Linked DNA regions of Homo sapiens: region 1 is linked to region 2. Evidence: chromatin contacts called from ENCODE Hi-C or POLR2A ChIA-PET data. All regions are on one chromosome and are shown on one strand. The core of a region is the stretch at or near the end of the contact, and the rest is flanking DNA. Distances in the headings are between cores, read along the strand shown.

Region 1 (5,223 bases), core at 1,745-4,244, 42 kb before region 2:
TTGCTCAGAGATCGGTTGCCCTAGCAGGCAGAATTGTAAGCTCAGAAGGCAGACTGCTTGGGTTCAAAACCCAGGTCCCATGGCTCACTAGCTAAGTGAGAGTGGGTATCTTGTGAAACCTCTTAGAGCTTCAGTTTTCTCCTCTGCAAAATGGGGCTAATTTTGCATCTGTCTTATAGGGCAGGTCTGAGGATTAAATGAGATAAGAGAAATGCAAAGGACGAAGGCAACTAGCAAGTGCTTTCTTTGATGTACACTAAACTTTTCATCAATTCTTAGTCCATCACATATTTTAGCTGTCACCTTAATCCATCTGCCTCCTTAATCCATATTTAGCTGTCACCTTAATCCATCACATATTTTAGCTGTCACTTTATGATAAAGGTGGTAGTATGTGGCCTGGCACTATAAATGTTTGCTAAATGGAGAAAGGCCACAGGGGAAACACTGGGGTCCCCATAGGCATGGCCATACTCACGTTCAGCAATGGTTAGCGGCGGATAGGTGAGGTAGAATCCCACCAGCTCAGCCGAGAGCTGGCTGAGGAGGCTGCTGGCGACGGTGCCGTTGAGGAATGTGCTCTGATTGCCCACGACGTACACCAAGGTGACTGCCTGGGAGGCATTGGACGTGCTCACAATCTGAATCAACACAGGAGAAAAGGGGAGGGAGACAGGCCAAATAAGACCAGGGTGTGTTTCATGGAGGCCATGGGAGGGGGAGGCTAAGCAGGAGTTGAGGGAAGGAATGAAAGGGGGTCAGGGAAACAGCAAGGAACAGACAAGAGTAACCGTCATCATTTCTGATTGCTTGCTGTGTGCCAGGCAGGGTGCTAAGGGCACGTCATCTCATTTACTCCTTACCACAACCCTGGGAGATGTATCCAGTGATGACGCCCTTTCACAGATGAGGAAACCGAGGCCCAGAATGATCAAGGGACCAACCCGAGGTCACACAGCTAATAAAGGATAGACTCAGGATTTGAACCCAGGTGATTTGACTCCAGGTTCTTAATCACTGGTATGTGTATCTTTTCCTGGGCTAAATAGTCTCAGGTTACTTTTGTGATTCTGAAAATATAAAATAGAGCATTGGAATGTTACATTGAAGGAGGGCTCAACTGCTCAGATAGAGAAAGCCTGAGTCAAACTTTCAGGGAATTTGAAAGTTGAAAGGACCAGGAGCCAACAGAGCTGAAAACCAGTCTGGTCACGGGCAGAGCGACAGAACCTAATTAGAAAAGGAATTCAGAGGCCGGGCACGGTGGCTCACACCTGTAATCCCAGCACTTTGGGAGGCCAACGTAGGCAGATCACCTGAGGTTGGGAGTTCAAGACCAGCCTGGCCAACATAGCGAAACCCCATCTCTACTAAAAAAAAATACAAAAATTAGCCGGGCATGGTGGCATGTGCCTGTAATCCCAGCTACTCAGAAGGCTGAGACAGGAGAATCGCTTGAACCCAGTAGGCAGAGGCTGCAGTCAGCCGAGATTGCACCACTGCACTCCAGCCTGGGAGACAGAGCAAGATTCTTCAAAAAAAAAAAAAAAGAAAAGAAAAAGGAATTCAGAAATATAGAGTATGTTCTTTACAGAGCAATTACATTTCCTTGTGGTCTATTAATTCAACATTGAATGTGTAAAACATCCTATGAGATGGCACGGTTTTCTTTTCACATTTTGTCGAAGCTAGTTTTTCAGTTGCTGGAAAATGAAGCTTTCTGGGTCAATGTATGAACAAAAATATCCTACAGATGAGATTTGAAAAGCATCGTTAGTAGGAAGTCATTCAACTTGGTGAGGCCTTTTTTTGTGAATTTCTGTGCTGCGTGCCTTCCCTTCTCCCTCCAGACCCTCCTGCCACCCACCCTCTCTGCCCTGTCCGGTGCCCCTGGAGGCAGATCCTTGTGGACAACCCCAGTGGGCTCCACTGCCTTCGGGAGGATATGGGAGAGAGGGAGGAGGGTGAGGTCAAAGTATTGATGCTGAGGACTCCCTCCTCACGGGGTCAAAGCTCACTCCCATCAGGCAGCTGAACCTCGAACCCCGCACTCACCCCATCGGGTCCCAGCTGTTAGAGCCTTGGGTACCGTACTGCTCCTGCGGTTTGCCCAGAGCCTGCCCACTCTTCTTTCTACAAAGCCACCTTCATTTGAATGCAGCCTCCTTTTCCTGTCAGGACACTGACTAACACCCTGTCTTTCCCAGACCTTTGGGTGTTCACATATTAACATCTCTGCCACCTTCCTATTAAAAAAATTTTTTTACAGACTTTAAAAAATGATACATAATATTTATCTATATGTAGGCAGTACATGTGATATTTTCTTACACGCATAGAATGTGTAATGATCAAGTCAGGGTTTTTAGGAAATCCATCACCCAGGAAACTATTGGGAAGAGCTCTTCATTTTATTTCCCACTTTTTCCCATAAGTGGAAGATTGATCAATCGATCTCTCTCTCTCTCCCCCGCCTTTTCTCTACCCCGCCCCTTCCTATTTAGAGACAGGGTCTCACTCTGTCCCGCAGACTGAAGTGCAGTGACCTTATTGTAGCTCACTGAACCCTTGAACTCCTAGGCTTAAGCGATCCTCCCACCTCAGCCTCCTGGATAGCTGGGACTACAGGCACACGCCACCAGTCCCAGCTAATTTATTTCATTTTTGTAGAAACAGTATCTCACTTTGTTGCCCAGGCTAGTCTCAAATTCCTGGGCTCAAATGATCCACCCACCCCAGCCTCCCAAAGTACTGGGATTACAATTGTGAGCCACCATAACTGGTCCCTTTTTAATTGTTTAATCCAGAGCCTATATTCCCATGACTAACAATAAACTGAATCAGTATGTCCATTCAACTCTGACTCTCTTCTATGGAAGTATTTTTGGAATGTGGTTTAGCCTCTTCCCCAAGGCATGAATACCTGTGGCTAAGCATATTCTTTCCCAAGGTACCAAAAAGAAAGGCATTTCTTTCTGAACAATTTAAAAAACTTCACCATACGGCCACCTAAAAAAATAATAACTAAAAAAAAAAAAACTTTTCAATCTTTATCTCTATTGTGAACATTCTATTTTTACCTCTCAACAAAACCACATCCTGGCTGGGTGTGGTGGCTCATGCCAGTAATCCCAGCACTTTGGGAAGCCAAGGCAGATGGATCACTTGAGCCCAGGAGTTCAAGGCCAGCCTGGGCAACATGGCAAAATCCTGTCTCTACAAAAAATAGAAAAAAATTGCCAAGCATGATGTTGCATGCCTTTAGTCCCAGCTGCTTGGGAGGCTGAGGCAGGAGGATCACCTGAGCCCAGGAGTCCGAGGCTGCAGTGAGCCATGATTGTGCCACTGCACCCCAGCCTGGGAGACAAAGCCAGACCCTGCCTCTAAAACAAAATGAAACAAAAACCCAAATCCCACTGGAGCCCGAGGAAGCCTACAAAGTTTGCAATGTGGGTGCCTCTGTATATACTATACTTGACCAGTTAAGTTATAATTATTTTTTTATTGTGGTAAAACACACATATAAAATTTAACCATTTTAAGTGTATCGTTCAGTGGCATTAAGTGCATTCACACTGTTGTACAACCATCACCACCATCCATCTTTAGAACCTCTTTATCATCCCAAACAGAAACTCTGTACCCACTAAACAACTCCCAATTTCTCCCTCCTCACAACCCCTGGCAGCCACCATTCTACTTTCTAGATACCTCTTATAAGTGGAATCACTTATTAATTTGACAACTCTAGATATCTTTTATAAGAGAAATCATATAGTATTTGTCCTTCTGTGGCTGGCTTATTTCACTTAGCAAAACGTCCTCAAGGTTCATCCCTGTTGTAGCATGCATCAGAATTTCCTTTTTAAAATTTTTCTGCATTCCAATCATCCATTATTTCCTTCATTTTTAAAGGCTGAATAATATTCCATTGTATGTATATATGCCATTTGATTATCCACTCATTCATTAATGGACACATGGGTTGCTTCCACCTTTTGGCTGTTGTGAATAATGCTACTATGAACATGGGTGTATAAATACCTGTTTGAGTCCCTACTTTTAATTCTTTTTGGTATATAATGAGAAATGAAAGTGCTGAACCATATGGTAATTCTATGTTTAGTTATTTAAGAAACCACCATGCTGCCTTCCACGGGGGATGCACTATTTGACATTCCCACTAGCAATGCATTAGGGTTCCAATTTCTCCACGTTATCACCAACACTTAGTATTTTCCATTTTTTGAGAATAGCCATCCTAATAGATGTGAATAGGTATCTCATGGTTTTGATTTGCATTTCTTTAATGATTAGTGACGCAGAGCATCTTGTCATGTGCTTAAGTCATCTGTATATCTTTTTTGGAGAAATGTCTATTCAAGTCCTTTGCTCATTTCTTAATTGGATTTTTTTGTTTGTTTTTATTATTGAGTTGTAGGTATATTCTCTATATATTCTGAATATTAACTACTTACCAGATATATGATTTGCAAATATTTTTCATTTATTCTATGAATTGCTTTTTCACTCTGCTGGTAGTGTTTTTTGATGCACAGAAGTTTTTAATTTTGATGAAGTCTAATTTGCCTACTTTTTCTTTTGTTTGCCTGTGTCATGTCCAACAAATCATTGCCAAATACTGTGTGTCATGAAGTTTTTCCCCTATGTTTTCCCATAAAAGTCCTACGGTTTTAGATATTACATTTAGATCTTTGATCCCTTTGGAGTTACTTTTGGTAGATGGTGTTAAGTAAGGATCCAACTTCATTCTTTTGGGATCACATGTGAATATTCAGTTTTCCTAATGTGTTAAAAAGACTGTCCTTTCCCCATTGAATAGCCTTGGCACCTCTGTCAAAAAACATTTGACCATATACAAGAGGGTTTATTTCTGGGCTCTCTCTTCTATTCCATTTGTCTAGATGTCTGCCTTTATGCCAGCACTACATTGTTTTGATTACCATAGCTTTGTAGTAAGTTTTGAAATCAGGAAGTATGGGACCTCCAACTTCGTTCTTCCTTTTCAAGATTGCTTTGGCTACTCAAAGCCCCTTGAGATTCCATGGGAATTTTAGGGCTAATTTTTCTATTTCTGTGAAAAACAGTCACTGGGATTTTGATAGGAATTACATTAAATCTTCAGATTCCTTTGGGTAGTAACAATCAATATAAAGTCTCCCAATCCATAAGCACAGGAAGTCTTTCCATTTATTTGTCTTC
Region 2 (4,743 bases), core at 1,483-3,982:
CTAATTTAGCATGTTTTAAAACAAGAAATTTTTTCAGTAGTTTTACCACTGTAGACATAGATTAATCTTGCCCAAGAAAAAAATTTTCCCTTTGCTATGTCTTTTTTTTTTTTTTTTTTTTTTTTTTTTGAGACAGAGTCTTGCTCTGTTGCTCAGGCTGGAGTGCAATGGTGTAATCTCAGCTCACTGCAACCTCTGCCTCCTGGGTTCAAGCAATTATCTGCCTCAGCCTCCCTAGTAGCTGGGGTTACAGGTGCCCACCACCACACCTGGCTAATTTTTGTATTTTGAGTAGAGATGGGGTTTCACCATCTTGGCCAGGCTGGTCTTGAACTCCTGGCCTCATGATCCACCGACTTCAGCCTCCCAAAGTGCTAGGATTACAGGTGTGAGCCACCGCGCCTGCCTGCAATGTCTTTTAAGTTTCTTAATCTCTAAGTTCTCCCCTTCCACTCCTTTTGCTCCTGAAGAAGAGCCTGAGCCCTTTTACCTGCAGAGTTTCCCACAGTCTGGACTGTGGTGATACACATTCATGACTCATTTCAACATGTTCCTCTGTCCTCTGTATTTCCTAAAAATGGGTGGTTGATTCCAGAAATAGAAGCATTTATGTCCTCGCTTTTATTAACTTATAACATTTTGAAATTGGAATTAAACATTAATAATAATGACATAAAGGAGTTTAATTCAGTCTATATGAACCCAACTCTTCCTCATTTGCTTAGGGCACTACCCCTTTCCAAGGGGGAATAAGGCATAATGGCCACATTCTCTATCAACACCAAGGATTCTTTTTACTAGAAAGCCAACTCTAGGCTCATATGCACTCAGGATATGGATATTACCCTAGGTATGATCTTGGCAAGTTTCCCTTCATCTTTATGTTTGCATTAGTCTCCTTTCTTCCCAGACCTACAGCTCCCCCAGCTACAGAGGCGTTACATAAGGTAGACCTGCCACAGGGTGGCTGCCATTGTTAACTACTCCAGGAGGCAGCCCTTCAGCAGAAATAATAGAAATATGCTGCCTTAGAAGTGTGAACCCATCTATCTTGGGGAAATGAACTCCAGAAGGTGAATTTAAAAACAGCATCTTAGCAGGAAAGGCGGAAAGGGAGAGACATACCCTAGCATCGTCATCGAGGAAACAATTCTGCCACCAGCCATTACAGCTGCATCATCTGCAAAAATGAGTGTTCTATAGGCAGAGCAGATGTTCCAAAGCTGTGTCATTTGTAAAAATAAATGAGAAACGTGAATTGAAGATGCGACCTCACTCAATATCATCTTTGAGAGTAATAGCAATTAGGCACATTGAATATAATTAGAGCTGAGAATGCAAGGATCTTTCTTCAGTCTAAATATAACTACAGAAAACATATTTTCAAAAAGTAAAATAACTCTCACTGTTGCCTGCCACCACACAGTTGCAAAGTGAGCCAGTCTAATTCTGGGGAGCTTAGACAAATGTGGCTGATTCCATACCTTTGCTAAAAAAAAAGTTGCCAATTCTTCAGCCATAGGAGAAATTAAAGGTTGGATTGGTCAGAAAGAAAACAGGTGTTTTTTGTTTGTTTGTTTGTTTTAAGACTGAATAATTAGGAAGAAAAAGGCAGAGGAGGGAATTTATTTTTTCCCTCATAACTTCAGAGAATTAGGAATAATGGCTTCACATATCCATCCCTGTAAGGAAGATAGGAGTAAGAAAAGTTGGTAGACTTCTGGGCCTCAACTTCTTGCTCAGATATAGCTGTGGTAATTTGGTTGCTCAGATTTCTCGCTCAGATATAGCTGATCACATCTCAAGAATCACCTCCAGGCCGGGCGCGGTGGCTCACGCCTGTAATCCCAGCACTTTGGGAGGCCGAGGCGGGCGGATCACGAGGTCAGGAGATCGAGACCATCCTGGCTAACACGGTGAAACCCCGTCTCTACTAAAAATACAAAAAATTAGCCGGGCGTAGTGGCGGGCGCCTGTAGTCCCAGCTACTCGGGAGGCTGAGGCAGGAGAATGGCGTGAACCCGAGAGGCGGAGCTTGCAGTGAGCCGAGATTGCGCCACTGCACTCCAGCCTGGGCGACAGAGCGAGACTCCGTCTCAAAAAAAAAAAAAAAAAAAAAAAAAAAAAAGAATCACCTCCAGCTGATTGGTAGTGGCTGCCTAGACTGTTATGAAGAATTCTAAGCACAGTCCTGGATTGGCAGGGAAGGGTTCTGGGATCAATTAGCAATGTCTGCCTTGGGTGCTGTAGTACAGAATGGCAGCATGAATTTGGACAGATGTTTAGCATCTCTGGGGAAGGTGATCTCTGAGGTTTCTTCTAGCATCTGGTCCAACTGCATTCAATTTCAGATGAAGCTAGGACCAATAATGCTTGAGTGACTTGCCAAAGGTCTAGCACCAGAACTAGAGGATTCCCTCTAATAGTGTTCTTGCTACCAACAGATGCATCACGTTACTTTTCTGGAGCACTGACTCAGAGATAGAGGAGGTAAAATGAAGCAAGGAGAAGCAAAGGGAGGAGGTTAAAGACTGATTGAGAAACCAAATGAAAAAGAGGAAAAGATCAGCAGGATTGACAGAGATGGGCCAGAAAACAGACTTGTATCCCACGCTGCAGTTGCTATGCAAAGTAACCATTTCCACACCTGATGAATCAAAGATACTCATGATTCCCTTGCTGACGATTTCCTGCTCACCACCCACGTGGGGAAACCTACTTGTGTCATCTCCCCCATGGCTGAGCATCTGCTCTCACAGCCCCAGCTGCGCAGACTGCTGGTCATATGACTGTGGCTTCCTGGCCACAGATGCTTGGACCAGAAATGGATAACTCGTCCAACTTGAACTAGTTGGATTTTTCCCCAGGAATTTGAAACTGGGGCCTGAAGACACTAGGTGCTTGACTAGGGAAGTGACATAAAACAGGAAGCCATGTCTGGCCCACATACATGCCAAAACAGAGAACACTGGTATGGAGAGAGAGAGAACAGAACAGGTCCAGGAGCTGTAGGGGGAAGAGACCATGTAATCTTAAGAAGAGAAAGAGATATTAGCTGCCCTGCTTCCACATTTTGGTGGGTGGGGGAGGCACTTAGCTGTACTCCAAACCACTGGGTTCCACAGCTCAGGTGGCTTTTATTCACTGCAAATAAATACGACCCCCTGGTGAAGTCAACTGAATCCTACTTGGTTTCCAATTTCTATGGACATAGCAACATTGCTGTGGGGGAGGGGGAGATGAGAATGGTGGCCTCTTATGAGTTTAATATTCTCAGAACACTCAAATTCATATATGCAAAACTTTTCACTAAAATATCAATTTTATGCACCAAGTAAGCATTAAGGCAATAAGTCAAATTAAACAAGATATCAGCTACTTAGAATCTACTCTGATGACTTAGCTTCATAAGCAAACGTGAGACAAGTTTATATTATTACCATGCATTTCATGTACAACAACCCTAGAGTCTGGGCTGCAAAATCCTGAAAACATGGCATCCATTTGCTTTTCACAAGTTACTAAAAAATCCCAGATGGTAAAGCCTTTAAAACTGACTACAGGAAAAATCAGTGTCTGTCTCCTGAGCATGACTTTGAGGCTGCAAAATTGGCTGGTTGGTATATGAAGAGTTCATAAAACTGTGATTAAATAAAGACACCAGGAAGTGCTTAGGCAAAGCCTGTGCAAAGACTGCTCTGTAGCCTCTTTGTATGAGAGCAAAATGATATGAAGCCGGGAGAAATAAACTATTTTAAGACAAAGAACTTTTGTAGGAACTGATTTTCAATGAAGTCCTCCTAATCTGGCACAGAAAATGAAAATGTTGATGGAAAACCCTGTGGAGATGTCACCAAGCATGAGTCAGTGTAGACGTCAAAAAAGAATGTGGTTTGCAAAGGGTTGATCAGTCCGTGGTTCCCCCAACAAATTCTGGGAAACGAATTCTCCAAATTAAATTTTTTCATTGTTTCAGTGTTTTTCAATGACTTTGCATAAAATACTACTTAGTTTTGTTGAGTTTATTCTTCGTGTAGTTTACTCCAAAACCATGTTCAATGCTTAATCTTCAATGAGATAAGCCTCTGGTGCTTTTCCAGGTTGTCAATCTTTAGGTAGACCAGATTCCTCCAAAGAGATATCTGGAACAGGAAGGAAGGATTGTATAGCTCATGCTGCAACAAGACTCAACCTTTCTCTCTGAGGTAACCTTGTAACCGGTGCAGAGGGAGCTGTAGCATCATCTTCCTTTGTCATTCACTTCCTTAGACAGCTGCTTCTCCATATACCTTAAATTGGGGTAGGAGCATAATAATCTAGGAAGAGTCAGTGGAGCATTCATTTTAATTTTCAGACAGTAGAGGGTCTTATAGAGGGTAGATGACAAATAAATGGTTATCACTTTGTCCACTGGTGTCCAGGAACATCTATCTAGCACACAGCCCCTCCTCCAACAAATGCCCCATCCTGCAAACATGAAGTTCATTTGCTACCACCCCCTGTGGCCAACTGGCCCAAGAGTGAACGTCTGCCCCAGGAGAAGCCAATCACTTCTGGCCTCACAGCCGTCAGATTGTCTCTGGGCCACAGAGAGCTGCGGCTAGTTGTGTAGGGGACACTGGGCTGCAAGCTGCCACTTGCAGCATGGATCCACAGAAAGTCTTCAGATACACATAAAGGGGAGGATCAGAAAGAAGTGAAAATGAGGAAATTTGGAGGGAGATGGAATAAAAGGAGGGGAGA

The links. Hi-C counts contacts between places; a loop is a spot of excess contacts on that map. ChIA-PET counts read pairs that join two places held with the same protein, here RNA polymerase II (POLR2A).
Region 1: a loop to region 2 is called in a map of endothelial cell of hepatic sinusoid, with 4 times the contacts of the local background. The contact joins two enhancer-like sites. A Hi-C loop is called at or near these places in 1 of 168 maps with a recorded cell type or tissue (endothelial cell of hepatic sinusoid). POLR2A ChIA-PET finds 5 or more read pairs at or near these places in 2 of 52 experiments (OCI-LY7 and Panc1).

Annotation. Positions count from the first base shown.
Region 1 is chr11:33,555,167-33,560,389 of GRCh38, reverse strand. It overlaps KIAA1549L (KIAA1549 like), which reads right to left. Exons shown (of 21, transcript NM_012194.3): 7 at 479-641. Among named protein-coding and RNA genes, the nearest start is that of C11orf91, 140 kb to the left of the region's middle. Within about 2 kb of position 2,994, at least 3 of the 41 ENCODE cell types and tissues checked have a DNase peak (open chromatin) inside an H3K27ac peak, as active enhancers do.
Region 2 is chr11:33,513,525-33,518,267 of GRCh38, reverse strand. All of the region lies in intron 1 of KIAA1549L (KIAA1549 like), which reads right to left. Among named protein-coding and RNA genes, the nearest start is that of KIAA1549L, 140 kb to the right of the region's middle. RefSeq lists an enhancer at 2,765-2,924. Within about 2 kb of position 2,732, at least 2 of the 41 ENCODE cell types and tissues checked have a DNase peak (open chromatin) inside an H3K27ac peak, as active enhancers do.